2 separate regions of the Mus musculus genome follow, and region 2 is linked to region 1. Evidence: chromatin loops called from intact Hi-C (ENCODE). Cell type or tissue: left cerebral cortex. All regions are shown on one strand.

Region 1 (2,500 bases):
GCCTCCTGCGGCCCTGCCTTGCCTGCTTTTCTATCAGGCGAAACAGACATTCTCGACAGAGCCAGGTTATCAGTGACACATTACCACTGAGACGCTAGAGAGCAAAGCGAAGCAACAACAGCTAGAGCTACAAACACACGCTTCCTGCAACCTAACACTGCATGGGTGGGACGACCTGTGCAAGCAGATACTCATCACAGCACCAAGGAAGACACTTGAAATCTCTCCTGTGGAGGGCTTCAGTGAAACCAATGAAAAGTCCTCCCACACAGAGGGCCGCTGGGCAGGCTGGTGAAAGCAAAGGATTTCCAGGGTCTACCATGACCTAGAAGAAAGGAATGGGGGCCCTCTATACTTCTCTCAAACACACACACAGGTTTCAGGTTGAATATCCATTAAGTAATTCTGAAAAAACAACCACACAGTTAGCAGCCAATGTTCCAGTGGGGAATGCTGGCTTCCATTAGAGCTTCTGGATTTTCGGCCTCCATGGGCACATGTTAACTATTCAAACTGTGCTGGCTAGTGTTTTTGCTTTGATTTAGTTTTTATCAACCTAGACACGGGTCCTCTGGGACTATTGATTGAGTAAATGCTTCCATCACTGGCCTATGGCAAGTCAGTGGGCATCTTTTTAACAGAAGACTGATAAGGGAGGGCAGGACGCAGCCCATTGTGGCTGATGAGATCCCCGGGCTGGTGGTCCAGGACCATATAAGAAAGAACCCGAGCAAGCCACGGGGAGCAAGCCAGTAAGCAGCGTTCCTCCACGGCTCTGCTTCACAGTGGATGGACTGCAGGCTCTAAGTGAAGAGAACCCCTTCCCCTCAGGTTTGCTTTTACCATGATCACGATCACAGCAACATAAACTCAAAATACAACACAAGCTAAAGATGCGAGCAGCTTGGACGGCTTGCTCCTTGGAACATGTCTTCCCCAGCTCTGCCTCGATAGTCTCACCTGAGCCACTGTGGTCAGAGTCTCCATTCACACCTTCCAGGAAGGGCACACGAGACAGGGCTGGCTTCCCACGGCTGCGTTTGGGAGGCGTCAGGCCACTGCACACAGAGTAGAGGGTGAAGTGAGCAGTTTTTAGTTGGAACCAACCCACTCTTGCTTTTCCATGTCTAACAGACACGGAGCTACGAAAGCACAAAGGCAGAGACAAAGGCATCTCCATTTCCTTTGCAGGCCTACATGATATTAACCCATGGCGCATGTGACCTGCGAGTTCCTACCAGAAACCAGTCCATCCTTGTGGAGGGATTGCTGCCAGGCCGCAGAGGATGGTTTCATCCAGAGAGAAGGCCATGGGGCCGGGCGTGGTGTCGCATACCCTCTAATCACAGATCTACACCATGAGCCCAGCAAGAACAACAGCAACACGGGGAGGGTCAGTCACCCAGTCCCCTCAGCCTCTCAGGACAGGCTGCCACCAGGAGGCCCTCTCACCTCTGCAGGAATCTGCACTCTGTGCTTCACATTTCTTGAGGAGCCAATTTATTTTTGAGATCTGAAAATCTGCCTCTTTTCCAAATGTTCTATAACAGGCACATCTTTCCAGAATTAGCAAAGACATTTCTAAATTGAAAAATAGATCTACTTCTCACTTCCCAATGGTTTGTGAGTGAAGGTTTTCTTGGGTAGGCATAGAGTTTCCCCCCAACTAAAAAGGAAACGAGCTTCTTTCTGTAAACAAACCTACTGCAAAGAGGTAAAGTCCAGAGGATGAGGTGGGTCAGTGGATAACGGCACCTGATATCAGCAGTGAGTCTGATCCTTAGACACACATGGTAGGAGGGGACTAACTCCTACAGGTTGTCCTCTGACCTCCACAAGCATGGTGACACAGGTGAACACACATGCAAATGCAAAGGGGAAGTGCTGGGCATGGTGGCATATGCCTGTAATCCCAGCATTTGAGAAGCAGAAGTAGTCAGATCTCTGAGTTCGAGGCCAGCCTGGTCTACAGAGCAAGTTCCAGGACAGCCAGGGATACACAGAGAAACCCTGCCTCGAAAAAAAGAAAAAGAAATAAAGAAAGGAAGAAAGAAAGAAAGAGAGAGGAAGGGAAAGAGGGAGAGAGGGAAGGGAATATTATACAAAGGCAGGAAGAGCTGGACTGAGACCGCAGGAACGCTAGCATTAAAATAGTTCCTCATGCAGTTTTAACACACATTCAGAGCTGCGGGTTTCTGGGCAACAAATGATGTGGCTAGGAACGCCCATACTCATCAAACTTTAAGAACTACGATTGCTGACTACTGCTGCTGGGCATGGGCACACACTTTTTAATAGCAGTAGCAGGAAGGCAGAGGCAGAGGGATCTCTGATTCTTGAGGCTAGAGCAGTGGCTGAGCTACAAAGTAAGATGGTCTCAAAAATAAATAATATCACTGATCTGTAATTTCTCAACTAGAAGAAGTGGTTAAAAGATGAGTCAAATTTTTACAGAAAATCCAAGATGCAGCAAGGGCTGGGAATAGCTAGAGTGTGGAAC
Region 2 (2,500 bases), 52 kb before region 1:
TTTTGGGAGACCCCTGTGCATGGGTTTGTGAGGAGTCTGCTGGGCTTCTCCTCAGGGCTGGCAGGTTCTGCAGACTCGGAGGTGGGGGCTCATGGCCAAGGGCGACCTCTATCTGGCAGTATACTTCAACCCTCGGGAAAATCACTCTCTTGCTGGGAGAGTCAAGGTACGCTGCATCTAAGAGAAACAAGCCACACACAGCAGCGCATCAGATCTGATGTGCACATAGTGTAGTATGGGTGTGTCTGCAAAATCTACATAAATATGATACATGATGGGCACAGCGTGGCCCCAGAACTTGGGAGCTAGGCAAGAAGATTGTAAGGACAGAGATCAGATCGTAGGGGTGAGGGGTGTTGGCGAAGGTTGGGGGGGACCATAAAGGAGCTCCAGGAGCTCCGTTTTTTTGTTTGTTTGTTTGTTTTTCAGACAAGATCTTATGTAGCCCAGGCTAGCCTGGCCTTAAATTTACTACATAGCCAAGGATGACCTTGAACTTCTATTCCTCCTGATCCCACCCCTCCCCCACATTCCCAGTGCTGGGATTACCTCATGCACTACCCTGCTAGGTTTATGAAGTGCTGGAAATTAAACACAGGTCTTCATGCATGCTAGGTAAGTACTCTAATCGAGTCCCGGTCCCAGCCTCTGAAGAAAGACCCAGATGATAGATTATGCATGTATGGGAGGACCTTGTCGGAAAGAGTGCGGGCGAGGCCTGCTGGGCACAGCTGGGAGCAGACTGGCATCGGTCAGCCTCCCCTTTCCCACGCCAGGGAGGCAGGTGGGGCTAACGGCTTCCTAGCTGTAGGAGTAGCTGGGTGTATGAGAGCTTTTGCAAGAGAGGGAGGAGAGACGGGATGAGGATGAGATTGAGGGGTCCAGGGCGGCTTCATCCTGTGTGTGATGAGTGCCTCCCCTCCCCCCTCAACCAAGCAGAGAGCATTCTGACTGCTTTCAAGTGGCAGGTGGGACCGATAGTATGGCTTTGGGTACCAGTAGCTCCTGAACCTGTGCCAGTAGAAAAATCCAAGAAGCCTGGCGGGAGGGAGGGACTCCTGCACGTGAGCTGGCGCCAACGAGCTGGCGCCACCTGGCGGACGACGCGAGCATCACAAGGAGCCCGGGAAGAACCTGGGCTTCCTTTGCATTGAGACAGGAACCCGAGGGTGTAGTTAAGCGGTGTCCCAGATGCAGAGGGTGTGTGTGTATGTGCCTGTCTGGGGAAACAGAGTCGCCTCCAAAATTTACGTATCAAATTATAACATCTTCCCAACCTCAAGTTCCTCACCTTGTCTCGAAAAACAAAAACAAGCCAGGAGGTGGTGGCACACGCCTTTAATCCCAGCACTTGGGAGGCAGAGGCAGGTGGATTTCTGAGTTCAAGGCCAGCCTGGTCTACAAAGTGAGTTCTAGGACAGCCAGGGCTACACAGAGAAACCCTGTCTCAAAAGACTAAAACATATTTTATATATACTTTTTTTCACGGTCTTGGGCAGTGTGGGCTGCTAGGTCTCTGTCCTTCTGTCCAGCTTTCTTGGCTACAGCTTTGGGACACTGTCCTCTACCCACCCCTGCCACACTCCTTGCCCCGCCCCTAGGCTCCAGGTACTCACTCAGTCTCCGCAGGTATGAGACAGCATCATTGTATCCCCGATAGTAATATTCCTGCAGAATCTAAATGGTAACAGAGGAATATAAATGGATGCTGTAGCCACCAAGAGAGCCAGCGTCCCACCATAGACACTATAAATAGACACTCCCCATATCCTCTCTTCCCAGAACCATATCAGCAAGCCCTGGGCTATACCTCCTATCCCCCACAATCTGCCCAGGAGAGCTGGGAAGCAATTGCTAACACAGTACGGGTGGGCGTGTCAGCGTGCCAGTCACCTGTTCCCAGAGTATCACCAGCCTCCACTGTGGGAGTTGGTGGGAGTTTCTGGGGAATCAGAGACCACACATCTGGGTCCTAAGTACAGAGCTTGGTGTTTCAGTTCAAACCCCAGCACTACTCTTCATTGGCTGTGTAGCTGTAACTACCCACAGCCTCACTTTCTTCATCTGTCAAATGGGGACAGTGACAGTGTCTTTGCAGATGTCATGGGGATGGGTGTGTGAGAGCTATGTCCACAGAGCTTTTTTTGAGGGGGGGGCAAACTGGAAACATTTAAGTCTTTGCTGACCACTTATTCTGCTGTGTGATTTTGTTTGGACATAGGATGGCATGTAGCCCAGGCTAACCTCAAACTCCCTGTGGAGCTAAGGATGACCTTGAACTCCTGAACCTCCTGCCTCTACCTCCCCAGTACTGGGATTACAGTACTCGACTGTCTTCAGTTTGTGTGGTGCTGGGGAATCGAACCCAGGGCTTCATGTGTGCTAGGCAAGCATTCTACCAACTGAGCAACATTTTTAGCCCTGATTGTTTTTAGCAATCCTTTAAACATGGCAAAACCATGGGCCCTCTGAGGGGAGAGGCACAAGAGGAGGGGTCCAT

The links. Peaks named below come from ENCODE experiments on the same cell type or tissue, not always from the same donor. Only the 100,000 strongest peaks of a DNase experiment are listed, where the experiment ranks them.
Region 2: it touches region 1 in a loop (2.5-fold over the local background); 5 of 42 quality-filtered maps call a loop at or near these places.

Annotation. Positions count from the first base shown.
Region 1 is chr17:28,826,902-28,829,401 of GRCm38, reverse strand. It overlaps Brpf3 (bromodomain and PHD finger containing, 3), which reads right to left. Exons shown (of 13, transcript NM_001081315.1): 10 at 961-1,058. Among named protein-coding and RNA genes, the nearest start is that of Gm35883, 4.7 kb to the right of the region's middle. In left cerebral cortex, a CTCF peak has its summit at 1,470; DNase peaks (open chromatin) are centred at 1,388 and 2,270; H3K27ac peaks cover 1,548 bases.
Region 2 is chr17:28,878,613-28,881,112 of GRCm38, reverse strand. Pnpla1 (patatin-like phospholipase domain containing 1) reads right to left here. Exons shown (of 10, transcript NM_001034885.3): 5 at 1,617-1,677; 6 at 1-177. Among named protein-coding and RNA genes, the nearest start is that of Pnpla1, 21 kb to the right of the region's middle. In left cerebral cortex, a CTCF peak has its summit at 1,093 (motif pointing left); DNase peaks (open chromatin) are centred at 1,085 and 1,907; H3K27ac peaks cover 331 bases.